Linked DNA regions of Mus musculus: regions 2, 3 and 4 are each linked to region 1. The links are chromatin contacts, found by Hi-C or POLR2A ChIA-PET in ENCODE. All regions are on one chromosome and are shown on one strand. The core of a region is the stretch at or near the end of the contact, and the rest is flanking DNA. Distances in the headings are between cores, read along the strand shown. Region 1 holds the start of Sft2d2 (SFT2 domain containing 2). Region 2 has its middle 28 kb from the start of Tbx19. Region 3 holds the start of Tiprl (TIP41, TOR signalling pathway regulator-like (S. cerevisiae)). Region 4 holds the start of Tbx19 (T-box 19).

Region 1 (3,418 bases), core at 519-3,018:
AAATATTTTTAAAAATTCCTAACATTCATTCATATTCATATGGAAGATAAAGGTAAGAAGTATAGCTAATATTTAACACATGCTAATAAATTAAATTGCTAAATAATAATAGTAATAATAATAATAATAATAATGGAGTTGAAAGTTTATGCCTTTTGGAACTGCAATTTTGACAGAGGTGCTTTTTGTAATCCAGAGATGCTGGTGTTCTGTGCTTTAGCATCAGTATCATGAATCTTGTGAGTTCTGCCTAAACCTCCATGTAGAGACATTTAAGAACAATGTCACATGATCCAATATCCCTCAACCTTTGTGTGCTCTGTTATGAACACTACTGATCTGAGTGTCTCTTAACCACTGAGTCATCTCTCCAACCCGAGAGTTCTACATCTTGATCTAAAGACAGCAGGAGACTATGTACCACAGTAGGCAGAGCTTGAGCATAGGAGCCGTCAAAGCATAGGAGACCTTCCCCCACAGTGACACACTTCCTCTAACAAGGCCACAACTACTCCAACAAGACCACACCTCCTAGTAGTACCATTCCCTATGGGCCAAGTGTTTACACATGAGCCTGTGGGGGCCAGTTCTATCACCTCACCACAGGTGGCTGGAAAAGCCATCAGGCTAGGAGAGAACAAGGACAGCTTCTACTAAATGCTATTTAAATTCCCCTCTGCTCCAGACCTGTCTATACAGTCATGCTTGCTTTCCACAGTCACGTTTGGAAGCCATTGTGCTCACTCTACAGAGGAAATCAGCTGGGGACCAGAAAGGCTAAGGAGCTTCTAGCTCAAGGCCTCCTAAGTGGCAAATGACAGAGCTAGAGTGGATCTTTCAGGACACAGCCTTTGCACTGTGCTCTGATGTTTGACGTCTTACAGAGAGGTGTAAGGACTCACTGGAAAATGTGGCAGGTAAGAGGAGTCCCTGCAGAGGCAGCAGCAGCTGGTCTTATGTTTTTATGTTTTTATACAAGTGAAGAAGGACGCTGGAGACCTCACATGAAAATATGTGGGAGGTAAAGTGACCTAGGGGGTGTTTCTGAAGTTCCTCTGTGGTCTCCTTTCCCTTTTTTGGGAAGCAGGGACAGTGGTGGAAACTGAACCCAAAGCCTTGCATATGCTAGGCAAGCATTCTCTCACTGAGCTACACCTTGGTCTCAGTGCCTTTTCTGAACTAGTTTAATCTTAACATAGGTGTTCCAGATATCTCTGGCCACCAGTGTGCAAGGTGAGCAAATTTCTGTCCTGTCTGGAAGAGCCCATGACTTCATATGGATTCTGCTTCATAGCCTCAGTAGTGCTGCAGACTGATTGAAGTAAAGCATTTACCAAACACGAAAATATTGATTCTTCTCACCACTTGCCATCTGTTCAGGTGTTGCCCAAGTCATATCTCCCGAGCCATTTCCCCTAGGGATGACGTAGGAATTGCTGCTTTTAAGAATACACAGGGTTGTACTGCTCCAGCCTGTTGCACACTGATTTGTTCTACTTAACGTGGGAAATATATATTTTTATAGATCTGCGGTGTACAACCACCAGCGGATTAACTTCAGCATCCATGGGTAAGTTTGCGAAAGGCCTGCGTTGTTCCAGGCCCTGGCACATGGTGGTGCTGGGCGCTGGAACGAATCCGTGAAGCCCGGGCGCGCAGCCAGCTTCCGGGTTAGGTATCGCCTGGCCGACTTCACCCCGACTCTCTCGGCCCCGCCCCGGGTGACCCCAAGGAGCTCGTTCAGGGGGCGTGGCTGGCGCGGGGCATGCCGGGCGGGCAGGTGGGCAGGTGCCTGGGCGGGGCGCGCCGTGGTTGGCAGCGGGCGGAGGGGCGGCGGCTGCGCACCCCGAAGAGTGGTAGGCGGAGCGAACGCCAAAGGCGGCGGTCGGGACCCTGACATGGACAAGCTGAAGAAAGTTCTGAGCGGCCAGGACACCGAGGACCGCAGCGGTCTGTCCGAGGTGCGTGCACCGGGGGAGTTGGCATTTCTTGGACAGCTGCCCTGCTGTCCTCCGGCCCGCCGCGCCGAGCTCTGCCGGGACACAGCCACAGGTGGCAGCGCGAGCTTTGTGGAAGGCGTGGCTCCCGAACCCTCTCCAACCTTCCCTCCGAAGGGCTTGAGGCTCTGAAGCAAGACCTCAGAAATCTGTGGAGTGGGAGTGTGGATCCCGGGGCCTCCTGGAATCCGGGCCCCGAGCCCCATCCCAGCCGGACCGGCCAGGGAGAGAGAGCCCTTTGGAGTTGGGCGAGGCCGGCGGCCTTCGTGGAAGGATCCACCGCCGGATCGCGGACTAGTTTAGGTTGTGGGGTGTGAGAGCCAGACCTTATGCGTTCTGCTTTGTAATTGTAAAACTCCGTGAACGCCTGATAACAGGGACTTACCAGGTCTCCGAATCTCCAGGGCTACTTTCTAAACTATAGATTCTCACCACGCTCGGAGACTGCCAGTGTGTTTGTTTTGTTAGTAGGGCTTTGATGGCTCTGAAACTTGACCACAAAAGTCCTGTGCTCCAGAGCCACTCAGAATGTCATATTTTGGGTGCTTTGGAAGTTTGTTTACATTTCCTTTCTTGATTGAAGACAGAATTACGTTTTACTTGATGTATCCTTAGCCCCGGTTTCCCCTTCTGAGAAAGAAGGGTGTTGAACGAGATGCAATAGCCCCTTTTCCTTGGAAATTGGAGTTCCTCTTTAGTGTTTACTTGACTTTCTTGTGGTTTCCCCAACATTCTGCGCTCACTTCTGTGGTTGATTTTGTTCTGAGTTTTGTCTTTGCAAAAAAACAAAACAAAACACAACTGCATCTCAAAGAGAATAAATTATTTTGAAGCCAAATACGAGTGACCATGGCCCCAGGACAGATTCAGGTTTCTGCAAACTCAGTGTTCCAACATGATAACAGTTTGATAAGTTCTTAGAGTAACAGAACAAATTAACAAATTAAGGTACTTTTCAGAAGCATTAGTGGAAGCGGTAAGCAGGCAGTTAGGGCAGTGTGGAGGAATCTCAGCTGTGGCTCCCAGAGGCTGCCTGATAGCATTCGAAAACCTTGTTAAGATAATAAATTCCAAGGTGTTTTTCCCTAGCAGTTTCCGGGAGGTTAGTCACTGTTACATCAGACACAGGTGGGCAAGAAAGAACTGCTTCCTGGGGACTAAAGATAACCCAAGGGCAGTTGCAATTAGGCTCAGTAGCTGCAACTTTCCAATCTCTGCATGATCGTTAAAATTCAAATTAGTGATTTTCATGTTTTAATTTTTTCATTTTTAAAAAAAATTTCTGGCTTCTTGTGAACTTTCATATGAGAAGCTCCCTCCCCCCCACAAAAAGCCCCAAGATTTAGTTGACCGTCGCTGTCATGTAAAGATAAGCTCTGTAGAAGGAACAGGCTGTTGTACAAAGTTGGGGTCTTAAAGGA
Region 2 (3,418 bases), core at 269-2,768, 62 kb after region 1:
TGAACAAGCACCATTTAATTATAAGCCATCTTCATCAGCCTATAAAGATAACTTACTTGTATTGGTTGTCATCCCTGCTCCCTTCCGGTTTCTCTACAACTCCCAGCCCCAGGCAGCTATGAGTGTACTTCCTCTATAGACTTCCCCATCCTGGATGCTTCATGGACACGAATTCATGTGACTTTGGTGACTTTCCTGGGTAGCTTCTTTTACTCAGTGTATAACCTTAGAGGTTCATTGATGCTGGACACACCAACATGCATGTTCATTGATATAGGACACACCAGCATCCCCTGATGCAGGACACACCAGCATCCCAGTTCATTGATGCAGGGCACTGCAGCATGCCTGTTCCTTTCTGTGCAGACGATATTCGGTCCTATAAACTTGCACTGTGTTCATACTATCGTTTACTTGGTTAGTGAGCATCTGGTCTGATGCCGCTTTTTGAATATTGGTGTGTAAGTTCTTTTGTGGCCTAGAAGCTGCCAGCTCACTCTCCATTGTACAGATGAGGAGGGAGATTCAGAAAGCTGGGCTTCCTGAAGCCATACAGCTACTAGGAAGCTAGACTCAGGTCTCTGATGACAGTTACACATCCCTGCACACAACTCGGTGTCATTGCTGTATTGGGAGGGGACCCAAGCAGGGGCGGTCACATGACTCTGGAGGTACTTCCCTTAGCTTCTCACCATGTCAACTCGGGTCTCTAGGGATACTCTAATAAAGCAAAGGGCCGGCTCCTGGGAATACACTTGTTAGAGGAAGCAGAGAGATGGCCGTCTGAGCAGAGCCTCAGGGGTTGCAGATATAAGGGACCTGGTGGCAGATGGCTGGTTCCAGGAAGGACTTACATGGCAGGAAAAAACTGTCTCCTAGAATCCCTTTGGGGCAGGTTCTGGTAAAAAACTGAATTTCCTGGAACCGTAGACTATGGGATTTGAATTCTTTATAATTTAGATTATTAATGGAAATGTGATCTCAGAGCCTGCTTAGTGAAGCTTGCAAATATTAATTATAAGTAGAAAAGAGGTGATTGATCTTGGGATAGATTATAAAAATGTACTCTTGTCACTTAGCAAAAACTGTATTGCCGGCAAAACATTCAGAGCGCTTTAAGAACTTTAAAGGGTTTAAGTGGGAGAAAAGCTTTGCATTTGTCCTGATGAGACTTTGGATGGGGAGGCCAGTGCCACGTGAGGTCACTGTTTGGTGAGCCAGCCTCCAGGGTGGTGGTGAACAAGATAATACTTGTCTTTCTAGAGGTGGTGGAGCACACCTTTAGTCCCAGCACACAGGAGGCAGAGGCAGGAGGATTTCTGTGAGTTCGAGGCCAGCCTGGTTTACAGAGCGAGTTCTAGGAGTCAGGGCTACACAGAGAAACCCTGTCTGGAAAACCAAAAGAAAACAAACCAGAAAAGTAGAGGAGAGGAAAAGGAGTAGAAAGCTACCAGAAGCCATGTTCTTACTGCTGCAGTTCCAGAAGCCGTCTGTAGGTGGGGCTATTGCTCAACACACTTGTTTTTGGAAGGAGACAGACTCAGCCACTGCAGCTGTTGTATTGCAGTCAACCCTGTATGTTTATCTCAGTTTTATTGGAAGCACCCCCAAACCCTTGTTTGCACCCTGAGCCCTAGGAACATTTACCTGTGTCCTTAAGAATGTCTTTTTGTCAAGCTGTAAAACCCCAGGCTTACAGCATGACCCACAAAGGATGAGATGTCGCATAACGGATCAAAATTTAGATTTGCTGAGTCATGCAAGTTACAGCACTGGAGCTTATCCAGTAAGGCCTGGCCTTCCAAAAGGGTGCTGGGCTTTATGCTGAACGTTGACACACACGGGCGCGCATACACACACACACACACACACACACACACACACACACACTATACACGAGTGCACCCATGCACATGCGTGCGTGATTAAGAGGCCCCTCAGCTGTGACATAAACCCACTGCGGATATAGCATTTACCTGGTACGCTCTGCAACACCCTTATGGGATTTTGAAGGCAGGAGAACTAATGAGAATATGGGCTATGAGCTGCCTAGGCTGACAAGGAAGTCCTTTGCTTCTGGCCCAGAAAGTAGGCAAGCTTGTGTGTGTGTGTGTGTGTGTGTGTGTGTGTGTGTGTGTTTCTGTGTGTTTGTGTATGTCCAACATCAATGAAGCTATGAAAGGAGAACTCATTATTTTGGAAGGATGACAAAAATCTTTGGTCATTTCCAGTTCTCTCCTCCTCTCTTCCTCCTCTTTAATTTTTTAAAAAATCAATTCAATGGTGCATATATGTGAAGTTGTCATGTGTGGGTTGTAGATGTAGGGAGATGCCCATGGATGCCAGAAGAGGGCATCATATTCTCTGGAGCTGGAGTTACAGGTGGTTGTGAGATACTGGATACAGATGCTGGCAGCCAAACTCTGGTCCTCTATGTGAGGACCTTCTAAGTACTAAGCCATGTCTCCAGCTCCTTCAACGGATACTTTAAAATAGCATACATGTTTATAGACCTCAATATAACTATCATTTTGTAAAAAAATAAAAAATAAAAAATGAGTGTCAATTTTCAAAATAAGAATGGCTTAAGTCAGCCTAGGTCCAAATACATTGAGCATAAAACATTGTTCCTTGCTAAGGACTCTAGCTGCCCTCACCTAATAAGCTAATATTTAATCATAGTAAAAAAAAAATCTCAGCAGCCCAACTTGTCCCATGTCCTGTGCAGTGTTTTAACACTCTTAAACAGATTTAAACTAAACAGGTCATAAAGAGCCAAAATACACCCACATACATATAAGTGGCAGATGACGTGAAAGGTTGTCCCCTCCTGAGCTCACCACATTCATGTGACTGATCACCGTGGATGGCACCTGACCTTGCAAGGTTGCTCTTACTACTTGGAGTCTCCTTTGCTAATTGTTAGGAGTGGGACAGGGTGTTTGTTCCTCACAATTTTAATTATTTTAGAATTCTTCTTTAGGAAGCTTTCCGTTCTGTGGATAAACCTTAGCATATTTATCTTTACCCATCTGGAAAGAGTTGAGCTCCACTTGTTTTCTGTTACAAATGGCTGCTGGAAGCGAATATCCTTGCGCTGTCTGCTGCGAATGCCTGTGAGTGTCCACAGGCTGGAGACTTCAGGGTAGAAGCCGGCCTTCAGTGTGTGCCCCTTAACCCCTATACCTGTTGTTACAATGTTTCCTAAATTGATTGCACCTGGTCACAACCCCAGTAGTAACTAATTTTGGGTCCATGACGTAACATGGCTCTTAATTTTTTCCAATTTTGAATTATGTAAGGTTTTATTCAGTTGTTTTAATTTTCACATTACCTGAGAGTGAGTATTTTGTTTTAGTTTTATTATGATCAGAGCTCTCTCTTTTCTGAAAAGTTTCTCATTTTTCTAGGCCCCCAA
Region 3 (3,418 bases), core at 446-2,945, 43 kb before region 1:
CTTCCAGATAACAAGTATGGAAATAAAATACAACATGGTAGGTTCAAAGATGGAGGAATGTGATTTTAGAGTCAATTGAACATGACTTGATACATTGTAGTTAGGAGAGACTCTCCTTCAGTGTGGTAGTTTGAGTAGCAGACCTGTTGTTGTCGCTGTTAGGTAGAATGATTGAAACTAAACTCAGCCTCAGCCATGACCTATGCTGAAAGAACAAGAGGCACATTTGTTTGTTTATTGAAACAAGGAATACATAGGCCTGGAATTTGCTATGTAGACTAGGCTGTTTTCAAAAATCACAGAGATTCTATACATTTTTTTCTTGGCCTAATGCAGAAAAATTCAAAGGAAGACTTCATATAGTAAGAATGTTGGAGGCTTGGTGAAAAACACACACACACACACACACACACACACACACACACGGCACTTGGGAAGAAGCAGAACAATCAGGAATTCAAGGTCCTCCTTAGCTACAATAGTGAATTGAAGGCTAGCCTAGGCTGGCTGTATGGAACTCTTTCAGAAAGAAAAGAGGATGGATTTCGTTGCATGTAATTTGCTCATTTACCTCCTTATTAGGTCTTCTAGCAGATCTAGATGATGTGAGGTTTACAATGTAACGTCAGTGAAAGGACCCCAGCCTCCTTGGGAAGTGCGTCAGGGGCCAACCTCTGGAGGTCAGTGATGGTAGACAATCCTCCACTATTCGGGATGAACATCTTTATCCTCTGCGGAAGCTGAGACGCCCTACTTTCCGTAGGCAATGGAAATAGAGTAACTATGTAGGAACCAAGGATAGGATGCCAACGGAATGAATTAATCCAGACACCTTGGGCAGGGGAAATTGATGATGGGTTCCTGGGACAGACACACAAACAGAAAATACCTGAGGAGGAAAAGGTTTACTTGGCTTAACACCTTCTGGTAGACAAGGTAGGAATTGAAGCAGAAATCATGCAACAACGCTGCTTAGCGGTTCCAGCGTCGATGAAACAAACACTGAGTGAATAAGAGAGGGGGTGTTGGAATTGAGATGGTGAACAGTTTTGAGATGCTCAAACATTAAACCATCTCATTTTGAGGCAGCTGGGGCCGAAAAGAATCAGTTGTGTTTTACCCAAAGATACACACAGTTGCACTGCAAGCATGGACGGAGCACCGGGCTTTCAGCGTCGTTTCCACTACACCTGTGTGCGGGTAGAAAAGTCTTAAAATATCATAAGGATAATTTGACGTTTCTTTCGTGGTACAAAGAATCAAACACAGGGCGTCGGCGGTTTGCACGGTAAGAAAGTGGGGCTCTTCCACTGGGATTCAAGGTGGAGGAGCTACTATTTGTCATTGGCTCCAAAGTCGCTGTTGGTGCTGGGCTTCCTGAGCGATAGGGACATTGGGCATGTCCTCTTCACCACGACTCATAAGCACAAGAGGTGATGACACTGCTTGGAGCGGTCTGTAAGGAGGAGGTAAGGCAGTGAAGCACGGGGCTCTGGATCCAGAAAGACAAATTCCCACATTCACTCTGGGGTGACGTCACCCGGAGACTTCAGGGCGGCGCGCCAGAGCGACACCCCCGCGCTCAAGTCCCGCCCCTCAGCGTCTCCACGTAAGACGTGTGTCACCCTGAGCTAGTGGTCCCGGAAGTAAAACCAGGAGGGGCGGAAGAGACGGCGGAAGGGCGGGCCTACGGCGCGGCGGCAGGGGGCGGGGCCGAGATGGTAACGGACGCGCCCAGGAGCCGCGCTGCAGAGAGGGCCATCGTGCGACCGCTGCCGCAGGCGCTTGCTCCGAGTAACCCTGCGGCTCCGCTTCTGCCATGATGATCCACGGCTTTCAGAGCAGCCACCAGGACTTCTCCTTCGGGCCTTGGAAGCTGACGGCGTCCAAGACCCACATCATGAAGTCTGCGGATGTGGAAAAGTGAGGCTGTGGGGCGGGGCCGGGCCGAGCCGAGCCGAGCCGAGCCGAGCCGGGCCAGGTCCGGTTGGTGTCCGGGCTGGGGGTCTGACGGTCTCGGTGCAGCCTCACGCGGTACTTGGGGCCGCAGGCTCGGTCCCTCTGACCGACCGTTGATTGACAACTTCAGTAAATGGTCCTGTTCCCTGCTCGCGGCGACCTCTGCTTGCTGGAACTGTAGCTTCTCAGGGTTGAACTGAGCGCGGCTGTTTTGGTGGACTTCACCTAAACCTCGCCGCTCCTTTTTTTCCTACCTAAGCCTGCGCAACCTTTCTGGGCGCGATGACCTGTTCCCTTGCGGGCAATGACGGAAATGGTATTTATGTTTAGTTTTGAGCTTCTTTGGTTCTGTGGTGTGCTCTTGAGGTTCTGAACATGAACCATTGAGTACCACAGACTTCAGAGGACGTGAGACCGTGTGACGTTACTGTGTGACTGTTTAGGATGAAGATTTCAGGTTTTTTTTTTTTTTTCTTTCCTTCTTTTAGCAAATCAGGTGCTGTGATAAGCACTTGAGATAGGACAGATGAAAGAGAAAGGCCCAAGGAATTCATAGTTTCACGAGAGACCGTTATATTATTGTGTGGTTGGTTAGGATGAAGATGTATACAGGTGTGTGTGCGCGTTAGTGTGTTCGCGCGAGGGTCAGTGCACCTGGGCAGAATCTTGATCAAGTCTGGAGACTGGATGGCCGGGTAAAGCCAGCACTCAGACTGAGATCTGAGGTGTTTGGGGATGCCTATAACTGTATCCTGACAAAGTTTGGGGGGGGGGCGCCCTGGCAGAGTGTTGCCTCCCTCGTCATTGGAGAGTTCTCTGTCTTGCTAAGAAGTTTGAATTTTATATAGTAGTCATCAGGTGTAGTTTTACTCAATATCTACATGCATCGTGGTTGTGTCTGGAAGGTTTCTTGGAGGTGTTGTAGAAGATGGAGGGCTGGAATGCTGGAGAGGAGGCCAGTAAGCAGGAAAGAGATGACAGAAGCTGAGATTCAGTGCTTAAGTTTGGTAGGCAGTTGATGGAAAGAAAGAAAAAGGGAGGCTCTTCAGGACCTTTTGTTGTTGTTGTTGTTGTTTAAAATTTACATATGTAAAAGAATCCTTTTTGAAACATAAGTTGTTTCAAATGTTATTAATTCAGAATATGTTTCTAATAGAATTGTTTTTGTTGTATGAGTGTTTTGCTGCATTGCATGTGGGCCTGGTTAGGGGGTGTCGTGGGAGAGGGGGCTGGATCCTCTAAATCTTAAACAAGGCCCAAACACCTCATTTCTAATGTTATGTTTTGCCTTTAGCAAATAGATACTACCAGTGATAGAGCTGAAAGACAGAGCATTTGAAGCAGCCTACCATAACGGAGCTGCTTTTCATGTAGCTGCACTATTGTGCATGACTACTAAATTTCACAAAACCTGTTAAAAGCCCTGGAGCTACCTTTATTATTTCATATTTGCTCTAAT
Region 4 (3,418 bases), core at 675-3,174, 34 kb after region 1:
ACGTATAGAACCGGAAATAATCATTCCAAGGGAGGTAACCCAGAGCCAGAAAACCAACTGCCACATGTTCTCTCTCAGAGATACATGCTAACTTTCAGGCTTTGATTACGTGACCCACTTGGGAAGGTTAGGAGGTATGGCCTCTTTCGAGGAGGCATGACCCTGGGAGCAGGCTTTCAGATCCCTTCTTAAACCACACCTTCAGTGTACCTTTTTATTGTGTGAGGTGATATATGCTCTGTGGGTCAGGGTGTGGTTATCTTTCGGGTCAGTATATATCCTACCACGTTTTAAAATTATAAATATGTATAGAATTGCAACATCAATTTCCAAATAAAGTGTGGCTCTGCTTGAGTCCCCATCCCCCTCAGCTTCTTTGCCTCAGTAAGTGGACTAATTCATCATGCTAGACATTGGTTCCCTCATACCCAGTTCAGTGCTGCCCACATTTCCCCCTTGAGCAGTGAGTCCTACTACTCTGCCCTCTAGCAGGTCCCTGCCTGGTCCTAGCCATGACTACTGGGTCCCCTCTTCTGGATACTCAACTTTCTCTGTGTCCTTTCCGTCACTGTTGAGATGCCTTCTCAAATCGCCTTTCTACAGCACAGCATCTAATCAGGACCCTCCCCACCCCAGCCCCGCCTCACCTTGCATGGCTTCCTCCACCACTTCGTCCTTTTGCATGATCTTTATTTTCTTACCGTGGCTGATAACCAAACTACTTCATGTCACTTCTTTCCCCTGTCAGATGGGTCGTTCTACGAAGATATCGCTTCTCTTCTATCACTTCTGTGGAGTGCTTAGTAGGTACTCAGTTCATGTTTGGCATCCTCCACATTCAGACTCCCCCTAAGTTTTCTGCTTTTATTTCCCCATTGCTCTGACATTCTTGTTTTCTTTTATAACAAGATAAACCAGCACCCTAGGCTCTCCTAGGGTTGGGGTGTTCCAGCTGTTTTGATGGTCTCCTTCATGGTTTCTACCTCCCCATCCAGCCACCCTGTGCTGTGTCTTTAGGAGAAGTAACCGTTTCTACTAATTACATCCTCAGGGAATAGCGGGACTCAATCCGGAAGGACAGCGTTGGCCACGGCTGTCCCAAAAGAGAACTGGGAGCCTTTTTGGACCAACGATTAGCATCACTCAGTCCAATGATGTAAAACGTTGATTCCCACCCAGGAGGCGCAGAGTTTTTCTTAGAATAGTTCAGGACAAATTACTTTCCCCCTTCCTTTCACTAGGACTGGAGATAAGAGAGACTAGGGGTCTGGATTCGAGGGAGGAAGATCAAAGTTCAAAGCTGAAAATGAAAAGGACCTTAGAGGTAAAAAGGGTGTGAATGTGGGTGGGTACAGTCAGTGGGGAGATGACAGAGGAGCTCCCTAGGGGAAAGAGGTCTGTAGTTCTTTTCCTCCTGACTTCAGTTTCTTGAGTGTAGCATGCAGAGAGACTTCCTTTATTCTCAGGTCTTGTATCTTGGCACAGAGCCCTTCACCCTCAGCATAGACTGCTCTTGTCTGCAGGGCTTCTGTGTCTGTTCAAGTTGCTAGATCAGGGTGGAGGGAGTTCAGCTGACTACTCTGCCAGGACAGCTTGCCCAGACAGCAAGTTTGTGGCTCCCCTGCCAGCACCTCCTTTTCTATAGGTGCCACATGCCACAATTTATACGCAGACATGATTTGACTGATTGTTGCAGTCCGGGCCTGGAATAATTTTAATTAACGGGAAAACGGTCCTCAATACACCGATTAGACCTCTTCAGGTACAACAAGATAAAAGCCTGATAATTTGGATGGAGTACTCTTCTTAAACGTCTACTGTAGGCAGGGCGGCCAATGGGAAAGCCAGGCTGACTCCCACCTGATCCAGTGAGTAATTAAGAGAGCGCTTTTTCTTCTCCACCTCCCCCCACCCTCTCCTCCCTGCTCCCCAACTGAAGCTTAACAGGTTGGTGGTATAATTTGGAGACTTTCAGGGGTGTCACACTGGAAGCTTTAGCAAGAGCCAAGGCATCTTATTCTACTCCCAGACACTGACCAGCTGGGGTCGAAAAGCCAGCAAGTGAGGGAAGGAAGGAGCCGGAGGCAGAGAAAGTGGGAACGGCTCTCAGCAAAGTTTGAAAGGGTCTACAGCCATGAGTGAACTGGCCACACAGAAGGCTGGCGAAGGCACTGTGTCTCGCCTGCTTAACGTGGTGGAAAGTGAGCTCCAGGCAGGGAGGGAGAAGGGAGACCCTACAGAGAAGCAACTTCAGATCATCCTGGAGGATGCTCCCCTCTGGCAGAGATTCAAGGAAGTCACTAATGAAATGATCGTGACCAAGAACGGCAGGTGAGTTTGACTGCAGCCCACTTGTGCTAGCCTTTGCTTGGCGAGGAAGGTAAGACACCTTTGGTAGTAAAGAGGCTACCACTCTTCGTTCAGAGGCAGCAGGCTCTGAACATCTTAAAGACAGTCTCGGCTGGCCGTCACTCAGCCAACTTAATTTCTTTGAGATAATCAGAGCAGTGGAAGATGGAGGCCACCTGTCTTACCTACATGTATTATATGGGGAATTATTTTGCAGGGGAGCATGCCCCATGCATTGGGGAAGTGGACTCAACTGTCAGAAACTGGTATTAATTTTTGAATGACTGTGTCCCCTGGAGCAGACCTGTGTTCAGTCCTGTTCAGATAATGTGAAAGTTGACTTTATTTGGAAACTGGATAGTTTGTTCTTAAGCACAGCACACCTGTCTGTCAGACGATTTTGACTAGTTGAAGACTGGGATTGAAAGGGCCACATGGCCTATCTCTCTCTGCCTGCTTCCTTGTGCATGTTGAGGGAGAATGAGTTTCGATTGTGTGTTTCACATAGTTAGGAAAGCTGGCGTATAATAGGGAATGAAGCTCTAATGCCCAGTTTTAGGAAAGAGAAGTTTTCTTCTTTCATTCTCCCTGCAAAGAGTGGGGATTGTCCATACCGCTCCCTGCTGGCATTTCTCAGATCCTGTGAAGCTTAGCCTGTTAGGCGCCTTTGAGGGAACTTTAAAGCTTGAGCTTAGCAGAGGAGATGCAAATGTTTTGAAAGAGACTCCCACTGCATGCTCACACATCTTTGGGTACCTATGGACACAAAGTACCCGAAGGACATTTTCAGTAGTGTTAGTTGAGCCCAGACTCTTTTTCTTACACCTTGAGAGAAATTTTGCTTAGAGAGAAAAGTTGAAATTAGCTGAACCTCAGGCTGACTTTTGTCGTTGATAAAAAGCCTTCAATTTCTGGTGTCTTAGCTTTGTAATTATGAATAAAACACAGCAACGAAAGAGAGCTGTCCCTTGTACAGCTGGGAGGATTATGAACGTGAGAGCTGTTGCATGACAATAAACTACTGTAAGACAAAGTTATACAGTAAACACACACATTTTATACACTGCGA

Evidence for each region. A loop is a pair of places that touch in the nucleus more often than their neighbours do. ChIA-PET counts read pairs that join two places held with the same protein, here RNA polymerase II (POLR2A).
Region 2: a loop to region 1 is called in a map of v-Abl transformed pro-B cells, with 2.0 times the contacts of the local background. The contact joins the enhancer-like site here to the promoter of Sft2d2 in region 1. A Hi-C loop is called at or near these places in 1 of 37 maps with a recorded cell type or tissue (v-Abl transformed pro-B cells). POLR2A ChIA-PET finds 5 or more read pairs at or near these places in 1 of 5 experiments (Patski).
Region 3: a map of heart shows a loop between it and region 1 (4-fold over the local background). The contact joins the promoter of Tiprl here to the promoter of Sft2d2 in region 1. A Hi-C loop is called at or near these places in 11 of 37 maps with a recorded cell type or tissue (T-helper 2 cell, adrenal gland, gastrocnemius and 3 more). POLR2A ChIA-PET finds 5 or more read pairs at or near these places in 3 of 5 experiments (Patski and embryonic stem cell).
Region 4: a map of v-Abl transformed pro-B cells shows a loop between it and region 1 (1.8-fold over the local background). The contact joins the promoter of Tbx19 here to the promoter of Sft2d2 in region 1. A Hi-C loop is called at or near these places in 1 of 37 maps with a recorded cell type or tissue (v-Abl transformed pro-B cells). POLR2A ChIA-PET finds 5 or more read pairs at or near these places in 1 of 5 experiments (Patski).

The regions. Positions count from the first base shown.
Region 1 is chr1:165,192,783-165,196,200 of GRCm38, reverse strand. Sft2d2 (SFT2 domain containing 2) reads left to right here and starts at 1,768. Exons shown (of 8, transcript NM_145512.4): 1 at 1,768-1,961. The coding sequence starts at 1,899.
Region 2 is chr1:165,130,761-165,134,178 of GRCm38, reverse strand. No RefSeq gene overlaps it. Among named protein-coding and RNA genes, the nearest start is that of Tbx19, 28 kb to the left of the region's middle. Within about 2 kb of position 1,518, at least 1 of the 3 ENCODE cell types and tissues checked has a DNase peak (open chromatin) inside an H3K27ac peak, as active enhancers do.
Region 3 is chr1:165,235,235-165,238,652 of GRCm38, reverse strand. Tiprl (TIP41, TOR signalling pathway regulator-like (S. cerevisiae)) reads left to right here and starts at 1,695. Exons shown (of 7, transcript NM_145513.4): 1 at 1,695-1,923. The coding sequence starts at 1,820.
Region 4 is chr1:165,159,279-165,162,696 of GRCm38, reverse strand. It overlaps Tbx19 (T-box 19), which reads left to right and starts at 1,924. Exons shown (of 8, transcript NM_032005.4): 1 at 1,924-2,331. The coding sequence starts at 2,135.